3 separate regions of the Mus musculus genome follow, and regions 1 and 3 are each linked to region 2. Evidence: chromatin loops called from intact Hi-C (ENCODE). Cell type or tissue: gastrocnemius. All regions are shown on one strand. Region 1 overlaps Xylt1 (xylosyltransferase 1). Region 2 overlaps Gm39075 (a long non-coding RNA gene). Region 3 has its middle 31 kb from the start of Gm34822.

The links. Hi-C counts contacts between places; a loop is a spot of excess contacts. Peaks named below come from ENCODE experiments on the same cell type or tissue, not always from the same donor. Only the 100,000 strongest peaks of a DNase experiment are listed, where the experiment ranks them.
Region 1: it touches region 2 in a loop (3-fold over the local background); 5 of 42 quality-filtered maps call a loop at or near these places.
Region 3: it touches region 2 in a loop (2.3-fold over the local background); 4 of 42 quality-filtered maps call a loop at or near these places.

What each region holds. Positions count from the first base shown.
Region 1 is chr7:117,618,226-117,626,225 of GRCm38, forward strand. Xylt1 (xylosyltransferase 1) reads left to right here. Exons shown (of 12, transcript NM_175645.3): 6 at 3,695-3,775. Among named protein-coding and RNA genes, the nearest start is that of Gm34762, 140 kb to the right of the region's middle. In gastrocnemius, a CTCF peak has its summit at 4,765; DNase peaks (open chromatin) are centred at 3,528 and 4,739.
Region 2 is chr7:117,316,506-117,324,505 of GRCm38, forward strand. It overlaps Gm39075 (a long non-coding RNA gene), which reads left to right. Exons shown (of 3, transcript XR_869893.1): 3 at 6,226-7,162. Among named protein-coding and RNA genes, the nearest start is that of Xylt1, 60 kb to the right of the region's middle. In gastrocnemius, a CTCF peak has its summit at 4,258 (motif pointing right); DNase peaks (open chromatin) are centred at 999 and 4,232.
Region 3 is chr7:117,878,552-117,886,551 of GRCm38, forward strand. No RefSeq gene overlaps it. Among named protein-coding and RNA genes, the nearest start is that of Gm34822, 31 kb to the left of the region's middle. In gastrocnemius, a CTCF peak has its summit at 4,459 (motif pointing left); DNase peaks (open chromatin) are centred at 571 and 4,458; H3K4me3 peaks cover 243 bases.

The DNA.
Region 1 (8,000 bases), 300 kb after region 2:
ACAGGCAGCCTCCGGCCTGAAGCTAGAGCATGGTGCACGTCCAAGGATGGCCGTGGTTTGCAGCCTCACTGTCTTACTTATGGTTCACTCCTGCTTTCAGCGTTTGCTTACATATTATGTATTGAAGCAGATATTTCCATGGTCCTGACGGTTGCAGCAATGGGCACCTGCAATCAACAAGAGATAGACCAGCCTGTGGTCAGTGTCAGTAGAAAGGTGGATCTGGCTACACAGGTCCCAGAGATGAGTGATGGGAGCCACGTGGAGAAATACTGCTCTATAAAAGAAAAGTGGGGGTGGGGGTGGGAGTCTAAGCCAGCAAGGCCGGAATAGGGTAAAATGTCAGATCATGAGCTGTTCTTTATCTGAAATGAACGAAATCTGTAGGCAATAATTGACAGGAGCCTGAGAGAAGCAATTGGGAGAGTTGGTCCCCAGCTGAATCCCATCTCCTTTTTGAACAGGAGCAGGGATTGGCTGGCCAGAGCAGCCATTTTACAAAGAGAGGGCAAGCAAGGAGCTACAGAGCCACCCAGCCAAATGGAGTAAGAGGTAGTTCCCCTCACCCCACCCATCCAGCCAATCCAGCAAGCCCACTCATCAAACAGGGCTTTGCTTTGAAAGGGGGCTTTATGCAACAGCTCCAGCCCCTCCCCAGCCACCCTCTCTCCCCCCAAGATGTCATCTTTTGAGATGTTTTCATGTGGAAGCATCGCTAAGTAAATTCACTAAATGCCTATTCATCCCCATCAGATGGGGACCTGGTGAAGCGGGAAATGCGAAAATGGCCCAGGCTCCAACCCTGAAAGATGCTTTCTGGGGTTGCTAAATGGAGCCACAGCAGGCTGACCCTGGGAGGCCTGAGACTTCCCAGAGGGGGCTCCCGGAGCCTGGCCTTGGCCCCTTCAATCCTCCCACCTAAGCTTCCCCCGTGAGGCCCTGTTTATTATTCCTGCTACTGAGGACCCATTCAGAGGTTAACTTATCCTTTTATTCATCAGGACGACAATAATGAACTGTCGCAGAGTGTGGCAAGGGTTTGGTAAATAAGAGCGGCTGAGACAGAGGAGATGGAGTGGGCTTCCGGATGGCTGGGAAAGACATTGCCTGATTTTCTTTAATAAAGTCATGGAGTAGCTGCTTAACGCAGCAGCTCCTTGGAGGCCACAGGAACCTGGGAACTTTGGCCACCTTGGTTATCGCTGTCCAGACTCACAAAGGTTGGCCTTTAGGGTCTATCCTTAAGATTCATCTCTGTATATGTCGGCAGAGCTCTGCATCTGGAGCAAATAGATTTTTACCAGGCTGCATACACAGGAGGCTCTTCAGGCATCAGTCACCCCAATATGGTTGGCTTCTAATTGGTTTTTATTTCAATAAGAGGCTGGGACATTGACCACATTTCTTTCCATGTCAGATGTCTCAACTGCTCTGTTCTGCCCCCACACACACACACTTCTAGAGGTCTGCCTATGTCATCCAATGAGTGGATGAGGATTCATATTGACAATGCTGAAGAGAGGCAGAGAAATAGAGAAGGGCTGAGGGCTGAAGGTGGTACAGACCGTGCACCTATGAGGTAGAAAGAACAAAGCAACATGCGTTGAATGTGTACCTACTGTGTGCCCTTAAGCCTACCCATCATCCTCTTGGTGAGAATGTATGATGAACTTATTGTGTGCTCAGTGTGCTCATATGTGAGCAGCCAGGAGGAAATTAATTTACAGAGGGCCACTCACTGTATGAGAGTTTGGTGACTTGTTTGTCCTTTAGTCACATGGCAGGCTGGGCTTCCACTTCGGGAGCTTAGACATTGCTTTCTGAGATACTACACTGATTCTCCTAAGCCCAGCATTAGAGTTACAGAGATGCACACACAATAGACAGAGCACAGGTTACTCAAGCATAAGGACCTGAGCTAAAACTCCAGCCCAGGCATAAAGTCATAAGGAGTAGTGAACATCTATAATCTAAGCACTTCCACTGTGAGATAAGACCACAGACAGATGTGGGGGACTCCCTAGAAACTCGCTGGCCAGACACTCTGGGGTACATAGTGGTGAACAGGAGACCCTGTCTGGAACAAGACAGTGAGGGACTAACACTCAAGGTTGTCTGCTGCCCTCCTTTCTCTTGTGCATACACAGAAGCAACACACCCACACACACAACTCAAAAGGAAGATCCAGCCTCCCTGTGTTCCCATAGAGCCTCTTTCTTCCCATCTCACCCAGTCTGGAAGAGTAGTTAACCCCTGCTCTTTAAGGAGCACCTCCCCTCCCCCAACAGAGGACCCCGGTGATGGTGACGAAGGAGCTGTCACATCAGCACCATTTACCTGTTTGGGTTTATTCAGTGGAAGAGGCGACTGCATCTCTGGCAGATGGAGACCTGTGTGACTGCCTTTTAAAATACTGTCACAGCTGTATGCACAAGCTGATTAGCTGTGACGGCACTGTGAACGCTGAGATTGATGGTGATAAATTTGGGATAACAATGCTGGGAACGATGTCATCCGTTTGCACGGCGCTTCATATTTTTTAAAGCTCAATCCACAGCCCGGTGGTTATCGAGGACTCGAATTCATTCACTGCTCTCTGTCCACTGGAGGGGTCAGTTCTACCTCAGCTCATCGGAACCTAGCCATTCCTTCAGCCTGCCTGCCTTCCTTCTTTCCTTCCTTCCTTCCTTCCTTCCTTCCTCAAACATTAGTGTCAGTCCTACTGTGTGCCAAGGATGAGCAGATCTGACGAGATTCTTTCCTTATGGGCCTTATATTGTAAGGTAACCAAGAGAGTGCTTTCAAATGGTGATAAAGCTGTCAAGTCAACATTGTGATGTGATAAAGCTGGGCTGGAGGAGTCAGGGGCTACTTTAGGAGGAACAGCCAGAAAAGACCTGTCTCAAAAAATGACATTTGAAAACCTAAATGACAAGAACAGGCCAGAAATGGAGAGGGCATAATGGCCTGTGCACAGCAAGTGTGAAGACCCTGAGTCTGATCTGTGGCATTGGGTTGAGTACTGATAACTACTGTTGACCATAACCAATGAAGCATATAAGACACTGTTCTTGTCCTCAGAATTCCCTGAAGAGTAGAGTGTGTGGGAAACGGATACACAAACAGCCTGTGGCTTTAACTGTAAACTTGACAAAACCTGCACTCACCTGGGTTAATGAAGGACTGTTTATATTGGGCTGGCCTGTGTCATGTATGGGGACAGGCATTGTCAGAATTGATTGTCATGGGAAGACCCAGCCACATGTGTGTGTCTCTGTTCACTGGGTAGGGGTCCTGACATGTATAGCAATGAAGAAGCCAGGATGAGCGTGACAATCAATCGCTTGTCTCTGCTCTTGACGGTGGTTGTGGTGTGTCCAGCAGTCAGCTGTTGATACACTGGCTTTCTTCATGGACAATAACCAGGGCAATAACTTTTCCCTCTGAAATTGCCCCTTTCTGGGATGTTACCACACTGCAGCCAGAATGAAACTAGAGCACAGCGTGTTTTCAGGCAATGTGACAGGCCCAGGGATAGGACCTGCCAAGAAGACACATCATCAGACTGTGTGCTGTGTCCAGAACAGGCAAATCCAGGAAAGCAGAGTGAAATCTGCTGCCTAGGACTAAAAATGGAGCAAACCCCAGTACCTCTGCAGAGGACCCTGACTTTCTCTTCTGTTTGTTTCCACAGGACAAATGACCAGCTGGTAGCATTTCTTTCCAGATATCGAGATATGAACTTCCTGAAGTCACATGGCCGGGACAATGCAAGGTAACGCACCACAGAGGTGGAAAGCTACAGCTGGGGCCTGTCTCGCAGGTAGACAACTAGGGGAAAGTTTCCTGGGTGAGAGAGAGAGCTCAAAGGGCCCTCGTGTTAGCCGAGGACAGACAGAAGCAGATGCTTCTCAGGCTCCCAGCTTTTCTCCCAGGAAATATTTTGAACTTATTCCTGTATGTGTACGTGTGTGCATGAGTGTTTAGGTGCATATGTGTGTGCAGTGGCACATGCACCTGTGTGTGTGTGTGTGTGTGTGTGTGTGTGTGTGTGTGTGTGTGTATGGGGGTGCATGTGTATGTATGCATATGCAGTGGCACATGTATCTGTATGTGTATGTAAGGGGGTGCACATGTGTGTGCAGTGGCACATGCATCTATGTATGTATGGGTGTGTACAGGTGCACATGTAACTGTGTATATATATATATATATATATATAGGGTACACATGTATGTGCAGGTATACATGCACCTGTGTGTGTTTATGTATATGTATGAGGGTATACATTTGTGTGTGGATGTACATGCACTTGTGTATGTGTATGTATGGGGGTGCACATGTGTGTAGGTGTACATGCACCTGTGTGTGTGGGAGCCAAAGGACAGCCTCAAGTCTATTCCTCGGGTACCACCCACATTGTGTTTGAGACAGGAACCCTCACGTGGGTTTAGGGGATTGAACTCAGATCTTTGAGCTTGCACAGCAAACATTTTATCAGCAGTGCCGTCTGTCCAGCCCATTTAGAATCTTTTATGTCTTGGTCCCTGGATCAGAGTAGTCATGGTTAATTCTCACTTGGTTAGTAGGTAGACTGGGGACTGCATCTCAGTAACATTCCCACATGCTGAAGGTGTCCTGTGGTCTCCACATGCATGCCATGTATGCACACCTATATACACACACATATACACACACATGTGAGCACAGACCCATACACAAACAGCATCTTTTCCTGGTGGGAGAGCGCCCCCTGGATTCTGACATTGAATACAATATAAACCCTGGTAGTTCTAGCAATCCTCACAGTCTGTTAATATTTTGCATTTGGCCTTTTTGATAATTCATGTGGGTTTGTTTGTTTGTTTGTTTGTTTGTTTGTTTTGGTAAAGTGACTCATGATATCTTCCATGAGAATCTAGATTTCCAATTAACTACGATAAACCTTGGAGTCCCTCGACCTATGTCTGACTTTGCTCAGAGCTGACATGCAATCCAATCCCATGTCCCCCAGGTCATGGCAGTTCCTGTCTCTGTTCCTGATATGACTACAATTGGGATTTGAATTTACAGTCTCTGTTTAAGAGTGTCTCTGCTGTGGCTTGTAGAGATAATAGGTTTTGTGTCTCAAAGTTTACCTTGTTATCTCACAGAAGCAAACACTAAGCTCCCTGCTTTGACCTTTCGAGGAGTCACCCCAGAATGCATGGGTTGCATTATTTCTTCTTTTACCTGTCATTTCAGCAGCTGACTCTGCATCCAATGGCCCCTTCTTGATCATATTCTTCCACTGTATTTAAAGGCACTTCAAAGCTGGTCAGTGCCCTATGAGTCCCTACCAGTTAGCATAGCACATTTGGGGCCACTAGTGGTAGAGAGGCTGGCTGGACAAACACAAATCACTGTCCCTGTGGGCAATCTCCCTGCTGAGACCCTAGTACTTTGCTGGGCTTCTTGGCCCATTGCATTTGACATTGGCTTTATCCAATGCAGAGTAAGAATTCATATTTAAATTCTCCGTAAATGAAAGGGAGGCTTCAAGAGCTCAAATGGATTCTCTCAGGTTGCCCAGTTGGTAAATGTCAGGACTGGAACCTAGGAGTTTTTGACATCAGAGGTGTGTGTTGGTTACATCTAGGGATAATTATATGGAGTGTTCATTATTAGAGGTGACCCTTATATTAGTAGTCCTCTCCCATTGGTCAAGAATAAAACCCATCTTCTCCTCCTTATAACCTATATGATTGGTCCATGCACCTTACATCATGGGCAGGAAGCCAGCTCCATTCATCAACACATGTCAAAAATCCCATCCACACTAGCAGTACTGTTTCAGGCTGACCATTCTTTAGTCTTTGCTCAGTTTCCCAAGTGCTTCTCTAGGAACTTGGTAGCACAATTAAAGTCATGGCCTTTGAGGTCCCACCTCCTAGAATGAAATGCTGATCTCCTGTGTTTCAGGCTGCATTGCACTGCTTGTGTAACTTAACCTCTCTGAGACCATGCCTTTCCCAGTAAAACGAAAAAGTCACAGTCTTAGATAGATAGGATTAAATGAGATGTTGCCTGTGATGGTGAGGATGATGATGATGGTGATGCTATTGCCATGGTAAGCATAAAACCAAAATGCTGCTGGTAGGGATGTATCCCATATCTCAAGCCCTTGCATGTACACACACACACTCAGTGTGATCCAGGTGCACCAGCAGTGGGCAGATAGTTTTAACATGGCTCAGAGCAGTATAACATATTACTACCACCTGCCTCTCAAACCCCAAAGCCCAAGTATCACAGATCAGAATTGCTCACAGATTCCTGCATTTACCCTTTACATCCTCAGCTGGGACTCTTTGGTATATAGGAATGAAGTACAATATTTTAGTGTTAATTTGTTAATAAAATGAATTGATGTTAATTGATTAATAAATGAATGAGTGAGTCACCTACAACCTTCTTCTCTTTGTTAATCGAGTCTTCCCTTACTGTATGTCAAGGCTTCCCACAGTCCATCTCCCATTGCCTCTCCCCAGTAGGCAGGGATGAGGCCAGCTTACCTCTGGTTGCCATACCACTGCTGTAGCACAAAGAATTCTTTCGGTGGTGAGTGACACAAGCCTACTTTAGGCAAACTTGTGGACAAGGAGAGTTAGTGGAACAAGTCCCACTGACTTCCGATTTGGCTGAACTGAGCAGCTGCAATGACCGCATAAAAGCGAGATGGTTCCATAGTCTTGAATGTTGACTTAAGTATCTAGCTTTAGGTTGTGACCATCAACAACTCAGTAGCTGATTTTTATCTTACAAGCAAGGAAGCTGAATATAGAGAAATGTTGGTCTCACAGAATCAGGGCAGGGCAGGGCTGGGACTCAATCGGAATGAACAGACTGTGTCCAAAGAGGCCATTCTCAAAATTCCCGCAGGATGTCATACCTTCCTATGTGCCAGCCCTGCTTTGTGTCAATGTGCCAGATGCCTGCTTGCCTGCCTGCCTGCCTGCCTGCCTTCCTTCCTTCCTTCCTTCCTTCCTTCCTTCCTTCCTTCCTTCCTTTTTATAATTATCACCTTTGAGACCATTGTATAATGTATGTCTTAGGGTTACTATTGCTGTGATAAAATACCATAACCAAAGCAACTTTGGAAGCAAAGGGTTGATTTGACTTATACTTCCACATCACTGTTCAGCATCAAAGGCAGTTGGAACTGGAACTAAACAGGACCAGAATCCAAAGGCAGGAGCCCATGTCGATGCTATTGATGGGTACTGCTTGCTCCTCATGGCTTGCCCAGCCTGCTTTTCTCTAGAACCCAGGACCACCAGCCCAGAGATGAAATCACCACCAGTGGGTAGGGATCACTAAGTTTAAAAATGCCCTACAGGCTTGCCTACAGCCTGATCTTATGGAGGTGTTTGCTCAACTGAAGTTTCCTCCTTTCAAATGGCTCTAGTCTGTGTCAATTTGACATAAAAACCAGCCATCATAATGTGTTTGATTATATTCATCTTTTGCCCCATGTCCTCTCAGATCCACCCTCTTCCATACACACTTTACTTAGTTCTTTATTTTTAATCCTAAAAAAAGAAATTAAAGCCATCAAAACCAATTTGTGATACCTACATATTCTTGGCCTTATGTCTTTTTACTGGAGCATGGTCAACTTACCAAAAACTGTGTTCTCCCTCTCCCTCTCCCTCTCCCTCTCCCTCTCCCTCTCCCTCTCTCCCTCTCCCTCTCCCTCTCCCTCTCCCTCTCCCTCTCCCTCTCCCTCTCCCTCTCCCTCTCCCTCTCCCCCTCCCCGGCCCCCTCTCTCTCCCCCTCCCCCTCTCCCTCCCCCAACCCCCCTCCCCCAACCCCCCTCCCCCAACCCCCCTCCCCCCTCCCCTCTCCCTTTCCCAGTAGCTAAAAGTTGTCAGTACCTGCTTAGCTAGGGGAAAGACTTCATACCCGCCTTCCATCTCCACACAGGGATTTGATCTGGCTTGTGCTTGCTCGGGTCTTAT
Region 2 (8,000 bases):
CCAAAGAAACCCTCTCTCCCTTAGGTGGCATTTGTCATGGTATTTTATGACAGCACTAGAAGCCAAGCATAAGACATCCTCCCAACACTGTTATCTCTGCATCGGCACCTGCCATTTTGAATTGGACGTTTGGAACTAAGCCCCAGACACAAATACTTCTGTGGTGTATTTGTGTCCTTAAGCAATGCACAGTAGCCACGTACACTTTTGAAAACTCAGTACAAGCAGTGTACAGTGAGTTCTATAGCAAGTACCTTTTTTTCATGGACTTGGAAGGTGAATGTCTCACCTCCAGGGCATTCATGTGGCCACATACCGCCTTACATGTTCCTATTTCTTCATCCGTTCTCTCCGTGATGAAAACGAGAAGCTGCTACATTTTGATTTTATTGTTATAAGTTGATGTTACTACATGGCCCCAAGCTGGCTGCAACAGCTCCAAATGTCACATCCTCGTGTGGTCAAAAAGGACTTGGGAAGAGAGAGGGTCCCCAGGTTCTGCATGGGTGAGCTGTAGAGTGATGATAGCTATGTTGTGAGAGTAGAGTCAAACTGATATCTCTCAGGTACCTGGTGGCTCCAGGACACAGGGTAGGTTCTCAGTCAGTGTCCTGCGCTCGCTCTCTCTCTCTCTCTCTCTCTCTCTCTCTCTCTCTCTCTCTCTCTCTCTCATAAACACACACACACACTTCTGACCCTTTTCTTATTTTATTTATAAAATATTAATTGTAATTATATCTTTCACATTGTCAACTTCCTAGGACAAAATATGTAGTAAGAACAATTTAAGGGAGGGAGGATTTCACTTCGGCCACAGTTCTGTCTATGGTGGCTGGAGTTTGTAGCATGGCTTGACACATCTCCATAGAGCAGAAAGCAGGCACTGGGAGAAACGGTTGCCTTTCTGCTCTAGCCATACCCCTATCTTCCCTACTTACACCACCCAGTTCCCATGTCTGAACAGCTTCACAGCCTCACAAAATTGCCACTGGCAAGGAGCCAACCTCATACACATGAACCTACTGGGGATATGCTGCTTTCAAACCCTCACACCTGCCAAAGACTGTCTCCCTCCTACCAGTGCCCTTCATGCTGTAGGGTGGAGAGACTCTCATCTTCCAGGCATCCTGTCATTCAAAAACATTTCTGGTGAATTCTGAGAACATCCAGGGCTGAGAACGGCTCCAGTGTGAGTCAGAACCCACAGAGCTTGTTCAAACAGATAGAAAGCACCACCCAGATGCCCATGCACTGGGTCGTGGGAGCAGCTTGAAGGTGACAACACTCCTGGCAATGCTGGCTTAGCTCTCTCTGCCACACAGAACCTCTCCAGAACCAGACTCAGGCTCCCCAGTCACACATATTAAGCAGGAGAAGTCAGCCCTTTTATGGTTAGCTTGTGATGTACTTTGCTGCTCAGGCCAGAATTCCAGTTCATTCACACAGTGGACATAAAAGGCCAAATGAATGTAGTAATGTGTCCCTTAAGGAAAGGACTCCATTCTAATAAATGGGTCACTGGGACTTTTTTGGCATTGTGCAGACATTAAAACATATACTGAGACACTGTGGTAGTTTGAATGAGAAGACCCCCCCACCCCCATTGGCTCATACAGTTGCATGCTTAGCCTCCAGTTGGTAAACTGTTTGGGAAGGATTAGGAGGTGTGGCCTTGTTGGAATATCTGTGGCCTTGTTGAAGGAGATATGTTACTCAGGGTGGGCTTTGAGGTTTTAAAAGCTTGTTCTCTCTCTCTCTCTCTCTCTCTCTCTCTCTCTCTCTCTCTCTCTCTCTCTCTCTCTCTCTCCCCAGCCCGATCATAATGTAAAGCTCTCAACTACTGCTCCAGCACTATGCCTGCATGGTTGCTCTTTGACTATGGACTAACCCTCTGAAACTGTAAGCAAGCCCCCAATGAAATGATTTCCTTTGTAAGAGTTTGCCTTCATCCCAATGTCTCTTCACAACAATATAACAGTGATGAAGACAGACACTGCTGTGGTACAAGCTACCTCCACATACAGGCTGTATAGATAGTATGCATACAAACAGCACATACAATCTGTTGTACCTAGGGCCTTGAAATGGGCATGGTGACAGTAAATGAAACCAGAGAGCAAATCAGAGAAAAGTGTGGTCCCAGGTCAGGCACTGTGATATGTGAACCTGCAGGGAACATGGCCGATGTAACTGTTTCACACGCATAGATTTGTTTTATTTCTTGTGTGTGTGTGTATGAGTGTACACAAGCATAGAGGCCAAGAGAAGCCACCCAGTCCCTCAGAGCTGAGTTATAGTGTTCACAGGACACTTTGCTTGTTCCCTGGATGCTGGGATCTGCACCACTGTGTTTAGGCTTGTGCAGGAAGCCAGCCTAATCAGGCATCCATCCCTCAAGCACACAGAATGTTTTAAATGTTAAAAGACATGAACAAGTGATCCAGTATCCATTGTCATCAAGTGTCACATATGGGCATATGGTACGCTGTGTATATTCTGTACTTGACACCCAGGCTGCACAGCTGTTCAGTTGACACCAATGTCACCTCAAAGATGTGAGCCACGTACTGTGCTTTGACAGTGCCACAGCTCGGATACTGTGAATAAAGATGTTTCAGTTTTGTGAAGGTCTTCAAGGCCTCTGTCCATGCAGTTCTTTGTTAAAACGTTATTCTATGGTGCAGTCTGACATACCCTGCTGTTCCAGAGACCAGAGGTGCTGAAAGCAAGGCAAATGGTTTCCTATCCCCTGAGTTTCTAGTCAAGTCAGCATTTTCAGTCTGAAGAGATTTCATACCCATCGGGTGTGCTAAGGGCATGTTTTAGTGATCTCAATTGAGGGGGGGTAGGAGGGATGCTACTGGCCTCCAGTGAGTAGCAGCCAAGGGGATGTGCGACAACATTCCACAATGCACTTGTTAGTCCTCCACATGTAGGACTGATCCGGCCCAGGTGTCAGTGGTGCTGAAGCTGAGATATTCTGGGGTTGTGTGTAACCTGGTAAGACAGACACACAACTAAATCATGGAGGATCCAGGGAAAGGGGGAGGGCTAGCTCAAGATACAGTGTCTGGAATTATGTTAGGAAATAGAGATATGTCTATAAGAACAAAAGATAAGAGGATATGGGATGGGGAGCAGAAAGAATGATCCCAGAAAAGGAAATGGTGTGTTCAAAAAGCCAATGCTGGAGAAGAGCAATGTCAAAAGCCAGTGCTAGTCAGTCACTCACCAGTGCTAGCTACAGCCCTGCACTGTGTAGACACCCATGGACCCACAATCACAACCCTGTTACAGGGAAAATGTGTCTACTGCCCTCCAGTCCATCCTGAATGTGGCAAAAGTAGCCTAGAGAGGTCAAACAGCTGGCCTGAAGTCACACGGCAGAGACATGAAGGAGTAACTATCAGTATGGTGCAATCTTGCGTCTGAGCCCATACCTTTGACCTGTGCGTGCATAAAACGTGGGACAGAGGATAGTGGACTGTGGGTTAGTGGGAGAAGCCATGGAAGTCACCAGGGTGAGTTCCGAATGGTGTAAAGGCAGTGGGGTATGCCTGGAGGAGTTAGCAGAGAAAAGAACATGTTTAGGAGTCTGAGATTTGCAGAGGTCAGACACAGAGTAAGAACAAATTGAGGCAGAGGGGCCCTCTGTGTTCTGAACTTACAAGTAACTCTGCTTGGTTCCTCTGCACTCAAGGGACAGTGTGCAGGGACATCAGTCTAGGATTCTTAATTTCCACCAGCCCCCTCAGTCCCTCCCTCTGGGGACGATCATATCCTTTATCATCTGGGATAAAAATTAGAAGAACGAGGAAAAAAATAGACTTCATTGTGCCATTTCCTAGGCCGTCCTCTGGGGCCGACCCCCAAACATCGCCTAGCTGGCTCTATGGTCAGCCTTAAAATAACAGAATTGCTTAATACTAGGAAAATACAGTTATTAGCTATGATTATAGGGGGATCCGATTGAGCTGTGAACGGGATCTGCCTACCTTGTCCTAACTGGCAATTTCAAATTGCCTCCTTTCCCCCAAAAAGTTCGGCAGAGGAGGAACCGAACTTGTAAGGGGATCTGCATTGTTTATTTGTTATTTTTAAACAAATCAAACGGAAATTGATCTGCTTCCTCGGGAAAGCTGCGGCTGCCAAATGGCCTGGCTCTCCTACAGGTTTTTGTGGGAACACCATCCGTTAGCCATCATGGCTTCAATTTGAATAATCAGAGCACTAATTAGGAGCCTCTCTTGGCATCTTCCTCACCAGCAGGGAGCATCATTCACCACTAAGTGGGGTTAGAAGTGAGGGGAGGCTGGGCTGTCTTGAGAGCAAGCTGGGAGACTGGTAAACTTCAACTTGGAGGTGATTCTCACCCACTGCGCCATTCCTTCCCTCTCAACAAATTCTTCATCTGGACCCAAGGTGTTCACATCCTACTGGAGGAGCCAGACACCGGGCATTGGAGGCTCGTTATGTTTTCATGGTCATGAGAAAATGAAGAAAAGCAAACAGCAGTTCGTTTTCTTGTTGCTGAGACAAAATAACAAACAAACAAACAAACAAAAAACAAAAACTCCTGACAAAAGCAACTGAAGGGAGGAAGGGCTCTACTTTTGGTTCACAGTAGGAGGAGATGCTCCATCTTGGCAGAAAGTCATTCATGAAGCAGCTGGTCCACCTCATCCATGGTCAGGAATCCCCTCGCTTTCTCCTCTTTACTCTAAAAGTCTAAAAGGCTGTCAGTCCAAGATTTGATGCCACCCACATTTTTAGTGATCTTCCCATTCCAACTAACCAGATAATCCCTCAAGGTATGCCCAGAGGATAATATAGTTTAGCTAATCCCTCAGGCTAATTTAGCTAACCCTTTACTGGTATACCTGGAGCTAACCTAGTCTAGATCATCGCTCACAAGTGTACCTGGAGGCTTGCAGGTCTGACCAAATTGACACCCCAACACAAGCTATCTGGAGGGGATTCTTGGAAGGGCAGCCCCAGAATGATAAGGGGCAGAACGTGTCAGCAAAGACAAAGCCCAAGCTCCTGAGGACAGAAGCCAGTGCAGGCACTGGAGAGAAGAGAGGAGCTTAGAAATCGGGCTCCTAGTTTGCAGTTGCAGTCATGAGCTTTGTACTTCACCCAACAATGCTTTAAGAAAAGGGAGACAGGAGCAGGCAACATCTAGGGACCAGGCATAGGGCAGTAGGACCAGCCAGCCCACCTGGTTGCAGGCAGATTTGGAAGAAAGCATTTGCCAAGAGGAGGGAGGCCCAGGTGTGCTCTGGCACTGGGTGAGGTGTTTCCACCATTGTCTGCGTACCTCCTTTAATTTCCTCTTCCCAGCATGCTCTTTCTCACCTCGTGCTTCTTAAGTGCCTGCTTCCTGAGCATACGCAGACATCTCTTTAGACTCCTTATTCACTGGTACGCTGATAGCAAGAAGCTCAAAAAAACAAAAAACAAAAAACAAAAAAAAAAAACAAAAAAACAAAAAAAACAAAAAAAACCTATCAACAATGTCCAGAAAGGCTGTCATATAGGCATCAACAGTTAAGAACTGGGACATGATTCACTTGCTTTGTTTGATCATCAGACCCTGTATAAGAAACTGGCCATTCTATCTCTAGGGAAAGACACAAACACTTGGAGCTCACTGGCCAGCAAGCTTAGCCCAACTGGAGAGCCTCAAGCCAGTGAGAGACCCTGACTCAAAACATAAGGTGGACAGATTCTGAGAAACTATACCACAATTTGTCCCCTAATCCCATATGCACACACACACACACACACACACACACACACACACACACACACACGCGCGGGCGCGCGTGCACACGCACACGCACACGCACACACACACACACGTCTGGTAATTCGGTGTTGGTTTGGGTTTTATATCTGGGTCTCAAAGACCTTACCCATTCTCCCGAGGAATAGCATTCTCCTTAGAGTATGTGACTAAGCCCCTGAAAGTTTACTTGCTCTCAATGTTGCTCACCTCTGTGTTTCTCCAAAGATGATTTTCAAACATTTTCAAGAATCCATGGACTCCTGTGTCTTCCTACCAGAGCCTCTGTGTTTGTGCTTCAGCTTAGAAATCCTTAGAGTCCCTCCTCTTGGCCCGCTGCGATACCTCCACGGCCCCTTGGTTCAGTTTTTGAGACAAGGGCTCACTGTGTATCCTAGCCTTGCCTGCAGCTCTTGATCTTCTTGTTTCTGTTACAGGTGTGTACATCCATACCCAGCTTCTCCTGCTCATGTTTTGTGTGGAGACAGCCTTCCATTGTTGAGCCAAATGAGGACATGAAACGGATCCGGGAAGAACCCGGGAGGATCTTAACCTAACACCAGCAGCTTTTTAATTCAACTGTGAGCAGGATTCTGGAAGCCTGAGTTCCAGCCCTAGTATACAAGGCTGAGGCAGAAGCATGCTTCCTATAGGCTGGTTGGTTCCTCCGTAGAACAGAGGGGAACACAGTCTTTCCCTATTAGGCTTTAGAAGTCAATTTAGTAAAATGGAGTAGTACACTTCAGAGCCAGGCTTTCTGCTCTGGGTCTGGAGCCCCAGGGCCTTCATGAGGTAGGGCCTTCTTGGAAGGATGTGGGCGACCCAGTGAGGATATATGTATAAGAAAACCCCATCTGCCCCACAAGTAAGTCTAAATATATTCCTAACAGGACTCAGAAAGGGAGGCTCTGAAATTCCTTCCTTGGAGCCAATCGCAGCTATCTTTGAGATAGTGCAAAACAACTTAGGGAAACTAGACTTGGCCAGTTTTTACCTGAGCTCATGAAGTGGTTTAAATAGAAGCTTTGTTGCCTGCAGCTGAGTAACTGATGGGATATATTCCGGAGGGTGCCTGGACCTAGAAGAACAGGAACAACACAAGCCAAGAAGCTACCCCTGTGACTCCTGGCCTCATGTCTTGGGTCTCCTACGTTCTTCATCAATAGCTGCTGGCAAGGAGTGGACACTCAGAGGAGCTTGGGTTACACCCAGTGTCCAGGTCTTCACACACCCGGCATATGCATGCAGACAGTGTATTCACTGAGGTGCCCTGTAGGTGGCACATTCAGGGTGACAGTCAGATCCCAGAACAGTTGTCCACTCATAGCATGAAACACTCTGTATCATCAATTAAAAATAAAAATCAATTGTGAAACAAACCATAGGAAGTTATAATGGGTCAAACTGTATGTCTTTCACAAAGTGTGTGTGTGTGTGTGTGTGTGTGTGTGTGTGTGTGTGTGTGTGTATGTGATGACTCCCAGCACCCCAAATTGTTATCTTGTATTTATATAAGGTGGTTGGAAGATGTAAGGCTTTTGTGAGATAATGGTGCCAAGGAGTTCTTTGTAGAAGGAACAACCCCGAAAAAAAAAAAAAAGAGTGGATATCATTTGACAATGACAGAAACTATAAGGAACAGGACCACCCACCGGCAGCTACAAAAAAGGACCCAACAAGAGTCCTCCCATTCTGAGGGTATAGGACCATGTAAGGGTTCTAATCTGGGGTAGCCTAATCATATCTGAGTGACTTTGGTCTGTGGGAATGGCCTCTAGGGTGCAGTAGGGGAACTCAGTCTCTGGATAACAGGGTCCAACAGTGTAGCTTTTAACCCCACAGCATGCATGCAGCCCAGCAGACAGTATTAGCTGCTCCCACACAGCAGGTGCCAGGCACTCTTGCCTCCCAAACCTTGGTTTTGGCTTCTACCTTCTGAAACTGTCTGTTGTTACATCCTGGCTCATGATGACTTGTTCCAGCTGTGCCCTGGGAAATAAGAGCTAAGCTGCTCTCCCCTGATTGTCCAGTGAAAAGCAACCAAGGCAGCAGACATGGACTATCATCCCCCTCACCGAAACCACCATTGTATCCTTTCCAATGACAGGAAGAACACATGACAGATCAGTGAGGGACTTAACACTGAGTGACAGGACCTCAGGACTTGTGTCCATTTTTCCCAGTCTGTGACATTTTAAATTCCCAAAGAAAA
Region 3 (8,000 bases), 560 kb after region 2:
GAGGCTGGTAATGGTGAAGACCCAGGCATTCAGGAATTACCCATGCTGGGCAGAGGCTGTGCTCTGCAGGAGTGCAAACTGCTCTTCCTTCAAGGCCCTGCAGCCCCCTGCTGCTCCCACTATTTGAGTTATGTGTTATCGCTCCCCAGGGATGGATTTATCCTGGTTTTACTCACTTCGGCAACACTAGCTCTGCCCACTTAGTGCTTTTGGCTTTATATATCATTATCACACACTCCGTGCTCCAGTCGTACACAGTTTAGCCCTTATTGCTTTAATTTCTCTCCTGGTGTTCTTGCAGGGAGACGACAAGAGAAAGCAAATTGCCCTCTAGGATGAAGAGAAAGGGAACCGCCATCCCTAGCCTTTCAGAAGAGAAAGCAGGGGGCAACACACCAGAGTAGGGGAAGTGCCTTCTTCTTATTCATCTCTGGTGAGAGAAAAGAGCAAGGGCTTCACAGTTCTGATCCCAGCTCTCAGCTTCCTAGTGACAATGAGAATATTAATAAGACTCAAGTTAACACTTCTTTAACACTCTGAGCATCCTGGGCACTCCGCCAGGCAGCTCACATTCTCGAACATCTCAGATTCGTGATTAAACGCGGATGCTCTTGGTGCCTCTGAGAAGTGGGTGCTGTTATTCATCCATTTTACAGATAGAGAAGTCAAGGCATAGAAACTTAAAGAAATTCTCCAGCTGCCACATGGCAAAACTCAGGGGACTCGAGCCTGAGGTGGCTCCTCTGTGTATCAGGCTCTAAACCTCTCCACTGTTTCCTCCCCAAGGAATGCTCTCATCTTTGGGACAAATGCTAAGTTGTCTGCCAGGCATGAGCCCAAGAGCTTGATCCAGCACCTGCCATCTCTATACGATTGCCACCTCAATTATGTCGTGGCCTTCACTCCTGAAAGAAGCTTCATAACAACGACGTCTGTGTGTAGAGTGAGAAGCCAGAATGATCTGTCTTCACCAAGTGGACAAAGGGGATCAATATATGCTCTGGGCTTCTGTCCCTCCCCTTCCCCTCGAACACATGCAAACACTTCTACAAAAAAAGGCCCCGCATTTATCTCTTGTGCATGCTGAGCCTCAGTCTAAGATTTTAATTGAAGGATTCAAGAAGATTAAGGAGGGACAAAAAGAGAGAAGAGTGAAATCACTGGTTTTGTTCAGCCTTCCTAATTTGCAGATGGAAAATAGATGATTTGTTCATCACTGAGACTGGGAGGCTTTGGGGGGCTCTCTCTGGCTCCCACCCTACAGCACCACTCCAGGGTTCAAGTCTTTCATGCAGAGGTCTTAGGAGAACATCTGAGATCCAAGCTATAATAATATCCTTACAGAGTTCTTGAAGAGTGAAATCTTATCTCACCTTCCCTCCCGCAACAGTTTGTGCCTATGCCATTCCGACAAGGAGGGGGAGGAGAAGAGAGGGAGGGGATGGAAGATTAGACAGCAGCCAACAGATCTGTTGTTTGGCTTTTGATTCCTGTCTAAGGTTTTGTATATTGCAACCTAACTACAATAAGATACATGATGTCCACACGGTGCATCAACCCCACCCCCCACCCCACCCCCAGGATGCATCCTTTCCTTCTTCCAGTCTCCAGGAAAGCAGAGGTGCTCTTTGTTTCTTCTCCCTACAATTTCTCACTCCATGTAGAGTTAGTGGGGCTGCCAATCAAATGATACCTCTGTCACCAGAGATGGCACAAGGAAGCCAATCAGATTTCCCCATCCTGGTATTAGAACCTCTAGCCAAGTGGGTAGGAATTAACGTTGCCTTGAGCAGCATTCTGGAAGGAGAACCACAAATCCTTGCTGTGCAAGTCCCTGGAAGGGCCCTAATCTGGACACCTCTGAGAATCAATTCTTTCCTCTGCCTCCCAGCCTCCTCCTGATAAATGACCCATGGCTATTGTTTAAGATGGATTTCCTTTCTGTGGCTTGTCATGATACAAATGGATAAAATTGACCTTAAGCAGACTTCTCTCCAAATGAATCTTGCCCAGCTCGGTTACCTGGGCATCCAAGGATGCAGTGACATCTTGAGCTATTTGAAGTTCTTTGATGTAATAAAATGCCACTTATTAAAAAAAAAAAAGAAGAAGAAGAAGAAGTAAATTTTGAGAAATTCCCACTCCCTGCAGAAGTTATCACTGGGTCTTCTTTTCCAGTCTGTATGACATAGCTAGTAGCTATTGCATCATAACAAACGCTCTTAAACTTAATAGACTAAAATATTGAGAACCAACTGTTGACCAGCAGTCTGTGGGTGAACTGGGCGCTTTGTATCTCAAGGTGAGTCCACTGTCTATGGCTGTGGATCTGGGCTCTTACTTGTATTTCCAAGGATTGGAGTAGCCATAGGGTTAGAGCCTCTGGCCACTGTCCATACAGTATCTCCTTCTTCAGCAGATGGTTCCAGAGCCTGTCCATACCACAAAATGGGACTCGAAAGGAAATAGAACTGTGAGAAATGCCTAAAGTCTAGGCTCAGAAATTCCATTTCTAGAATATTCTCTTGTACAAAGCAAGTAAAAAACAAAACAACAACAACAACAACAAAAACTTAGTCCTAATTCTCTGCTAAGTGGTTGGAAGCTGTTACGGTTTAAATCTGGAAGTTCTCCCACTAGATGGTGTTTTGGACACTTGTCCCCGCCAAAAGGTGGCACTATTTGGAGAGGCTTGGAATTTTTAGGCAGATGGGCCTAGCTCGTGGAAGGTCACTGAGGGAGGGTTTCTGATTCCTGTCTTGCTTTCCACTTCCTGGCCCACCATGATGTGAATAGTCTCCACCACATGCCCCCACTGCTGTCACATGACCTGAGAGTTCTCCATCCTTTCCCCACCATGGTGGACTGAGCCTGCAGAAAGAAAAGGAGCCAAAGCACGTCTTCCCTCCGTGAAGTTACTTCTTCCAGGCACTTTGCTAACAGCACAGCAAAAGTAGCAAATGCAGAATCGAGCCCTCACCTTGATAACAGGTTCTTCAAAGTGACATTGCAATAGCCAAGTTAGTGGGAAAGGAAAAAAACAAATCAGAGCCATGTTGCCAACAATGTACTACTTCAACTTAATAACATGGTTTAACTAAATAACTCAGAGTGTCAGTTATTGTGCCCACTGCCTGATGCCCCATCGAGGAACAATGCCACCAGTATCACCAGTAAACGGTCCATGACAACCAAAAGCGTCTTCCTACATTGCCGCATGCCCCCCTGGGGAACAATCTGTTCCTCAGTAGCCAAGAACAGCTGTGGACCCAGGTTTCCATGGTCTCCTCTAACCATCACACCAGATTGAGAAGATACTCAGCTGACTGCAAGGTGTGGGCTGGGACAATCTTCACTGTTGCTTGGAGGTGACAAATCAGTCCCCTTTTCTCTCCTCTCCATCTCCACTTGCTCTCTCCTGTTTCTTCAGGGATCCGCCCCTTCAGACAGGACCCCACCAAGCCTCTCTCCCTCACTGTCCTCTCTGCTCAATCTCCAGTCTGAACAGGCTCTTGGGATCAGGAAACATTCACCCTACAAGACATCCCTGGGCCCACTGTCAATCTCGCTTGGCGCTTACAGGGGTTTCTCCCATTTGCCAGCCTGCTCTGGATGCATGCAATCACATTGGATGTTTCCTTCGCTGGATATTTTTCATCCTGTGTCAATTAGCACAATGAAGGGACTCTAATAATGATGCATGGGCTGGATGGGTACAGCCTGCAATAGCCCTGGCAGGCAAGCAGGTGGCTCGGTAAGAGGCCCAGACTATATCCTGCTCAGAGCGTGCTGGACTCATGATCTCCAAGGCCTCTACAGTGTGCATCAGAACTCATTGCTAGGCACGGTTTGACCATACAGCTGGTCCCCTCCACACACCCAAGGAAACGAAAACAGGAAATAATCTTGCATGCCAACTAGCCAGAAGCTGACTCCCAATACATAGGTCAGTGAATCCCAGAGGGGTCAGCCAGCTAAGACAAAGTCGGTCAGCAATTACTGAAGCTAAAGTTAAATTTTGCATTTCTTCCATCTTATCTCTCTTAAAACATACATTTTTCCCCTCCTAATTTTCTCTCAAAGTACATTATTCTTCACTGAGATGTACCAGGTATTCTGTGTCTTATATGCACACAACTTTAGGTTGGGGGACTCTCTCCCCTTCTGCAAAGATCTCCACATCTAGCTCTAGGGTAGGGATATGGGGAGCAACCAGTCAGACCCCTCCTGACTCTCTAAGAGCAGAGGCAGTCTTCCACAATAGAAAACAGGCATGATTCTGTCGCCTTCCGAGGTTATAATTAAAGACAAAGCCAATCCACCTTCAGCCCTAGACAAGAGGAACGGGAGAGGCCCAGGTCCTGAACTGGGGATAGGGCGGGGATTGCAGTTCGGACCCCTTTATTTCTTCAGGGAAGCACCAAGAACAGGAAGTTGATAAATTCAGAAACAGCACCACCTGGTGGTCACACAACCGAACCAGCGCGCATCCACGCATCTGCTTTCTCCGTGCTTCTGTGGAGGGACTGATTGGGTGTATAAACCCGGTTACTTAAAGCTAAAATGCAAGACACAGCTTCAGGGAGATTCATGATGGAATACCCTAAGAAATGCTCTCCAAAACGCTGAAAGTGGTATTCCGTGTGGTTTACTTCACCTGACAGACATTCTGAGTTTTGTACTTTTCTCATTTGATTTAAAAAAAAAAAGAACATAGAAAAAAATCAGTAGGCTACTCCTTTGTGTTAACTTTTTAATGAGAGTAGAAGCAGGTCAAAATAGAACTTCATAGCAGCAGGGGGGTGGGGGAAGAAGGAAGAAGTGTTATCTGAGGGCAAGAGCAACAGCCAGACCATTAAGAATTAAACACTGCATGCTTATGCAGCTCCAACTTACAGACCCCTGTAATGTCTACTCACTCGAGAGAGTTCTTCCCCTGGTATGAAATGAAGCCACAAAGCTATGCTATTGTCCTGTTTGATCCCTGTCCAAGATATGTTATAAGTTATCTACTGCAATATAATTAAAATAACAATTGATTGACTATTGTTATGGTGTGGTGTACTGTGCCAAGAAGTCTGGGTGTGTTACCCATTTCATCTTCACAATGACCCCGTGGGGTATCCATTGCTATGATCCAAATTAAACTGACACCATGCCTGTTCTCTCATAAGACTGTGACAAAAAAAAAAAATCCACTATTGTATTCGGCTTTGTATCACCACAGTACTTATGTGGTAATGGCTGGGTAAGTAAGAGGACAGAGAAGTGGATGACATGTTAGGACACACACAAAACCACTAAAGTCAATAGAAGTAAAACATGGCCCATGCAGAGGAACTTTTGTCCATCAGCTAGAGCATCTTAGAAAGGTGGCGACTGGTGGATGCTGAGGGCAAAAATCTGTTCTGCAGCCCCTTCTTCCTGCCCCTTCCTCCCACCCTGCCCTGCTCCTTAGTGACTTTTCTTTCTGGGATTTAGTTTCCCTGTGGTCAGTTTTGTTTTGAACATTTTAAGTGGAAATTTCTAAAACAACAACGTTTTAAGCTGTAAAACATTCTCATGGTAAAATCTCAAACTGCCAAGCTCCATCTCTCCTGGCTGTGGCTCTCCCATCGGTCCAGGATATCCACGCTGTATGCTACCTGCCCACTCACAGAGTGGCCATTTGAATTATGAAACCAACTGTCACGGTATGACAGCACTTTTGCTCAAGTTGCCCAAATCATCCTTATTTACTTCTAATTGTGTCAAAGTATAGGTGTTGTCCTCTCAGGCGTCCCAAGGAGAAGCCATAAAATATTTCTTTTAAGTGAAAAAATAATATATATTTTATAAGAACAAAGGGAAAATAGGTTGCGTGCCAATGTCTCTAAGGTCTGTAGTACATGATTGCTGTTGGTCTTAGATGGATCCAGTTCTCGAGTCAGAGGTTATTATAAGTATGTTCACACAGGGGAAAAAGGCATTGCATGGATAGCATCTGGTTCTATATATGGTTTCTGGCAACCACCGGAAGTGTTGAGGTCTATCATCTTGGATACAAGAAGATCATTGCATAAGACCAAGTCCCGGGGTGCTCTGTGGGTTGTGATAGAGACTGCACAGGGCCACTGTTGTGCTGGAAATCCGAATTGAATTGTCAATGTTATTCTTCTGTCAGTAGCCATCTCGGAGATAAAGAAAGACACCCAGCTTGGCATAATTTAAAGAGTTTACTAACCACAAAACCAGGAAGGTAGAGTGTGGTGAGCCTTAAACTACTACAATACACTTCAAAAGTCACCCTGAACCATAGGATAAGTTAAAATAGTTTGAAAGGCAGAGGGGGCTTCCTCTCCCATGCTCTCCCATGCTCTCCCATGCTCTCCCATGCTCTCCCATGCTCTCCCATGCTCTCCCATGCTCTTCCACGCTCTCCCATGCTCTCCCATGCTCTCCCATGCTCTCCCATGCTCTCCCATGCTCTCCCATGCTCTCCCATGCTCTTCCACGCTCTCCCATGCTCTCCCACGCTCTCCCATGCTCTCCCATGCTCTCCCATGCTCTCCCAGGGACTGGGCAGCTCCTCAGAAGCTGCAGTGACAGTAGCAGGTTCTGCGTAAACACAGTGAAACTGAGGTCACTTCTGTGAAGGGGTCAGGACTGGGCCTTGTGAAGCTGTCTGCTTCCTGGGTCCACCTCTTCTCTCTTCATGGCCACACTCTGAAAGAGCACCTGTGACTCAGTCTCCAGGGGAAGAGCAAGGTAGCAGCAGATGGGAGCATATCTAAGCCACTGATTGGCAGAGAGGTGGCTCAGATGTTTGATGCTCTCAGTGGGCATCCAAGAGGAGGTGATGAGCTGGAAAAAGCAGAAGCTCAGACCACAACCCCCTGGAGTCATCAAGACTTGGATGCCCAAAGATACAAATGCACACCATGTCCATCTTCCAGAATTTGGGAAACGTGGCCAAAGAGGCATTTAGAAAGGTGAAGACAAGGATTGAGTTGAGGACGAAGGTGAGGTGAAAGACTCAGGAGCAGAAATGGGGCTGGAGTTAGGAATGTTGGGAAGGAAGGGGGTAAATAAGCTGATACAGCTCTCTCCCACCTCAAAACCAAAACTGTCAATAAAAGAATTAGCCAAGTATGGCTGAATCAAAACAATTTTGCTCTACCGGGTACCAGACTCCTGTGAGCTCCATCCATTTGCTTAGCCTTGGTTCTTCAATGGGCAGGCAGCCCCACATGAAGCTAAGGCCATCCCCCTTTTGTCTGTAGTTCCTGTTCAGCTCCTCAGAGCCCCACCAAGAATCTGCTGTTCGTTAATTGCTAATCGTGAATTACTGCACAACACATTTTTAAACCTGAGAGAACCTTTGGGTGTCTTAAAGCTCTCAGAAAAAAACCAAGATCACTATGGAGAAACCCCTAGAACCCCAACTGCCTCCCATACTAGTTTTTCATAAGCTTTTCAGTGCCTCAAATTTCACCATTAAAGATTCATTCCTTTGGCTTAAGGCTTTAATCCCCTATTAAATGTAAATCTCCCTGGCAAGCTGATAGTGTTTGGGGAATGAGGTCATACATTAAGCCTTATCTATCACTGACACCTCATTGAAATCGAGTTGACAGCCTTTTCGAGAGCCAGGTTTAATAGGGAGAAGGGAGATAAATGTGAGGGTCCTTAGGAACTCAGCGGCAAAGGGGAAGATACTCAGGAGATAGGATTGGAAACTAACATTTATTGAGGCATTATGCTAATAAGAAAAAGAAAAATAGCTACCTTTTACTGACTGCTTAAATGTGTCAGATTCCATGCTGGGCTCTTTACATATGGAGGGGTAATTTACAGAGATAGCTGTATGCTTGTTCTTGATGTTCAAGGAGGCTGAAAAGATCAGGAGAGATTCCCACTCCATGTTTTAAAAACAAGAAGCCCAGCCTGGATGCTGTGTGACTTGTGGTCATTCACCTCCCACCCGTGACCGCTTTTATGTAATAAAATGCCCAATAAGG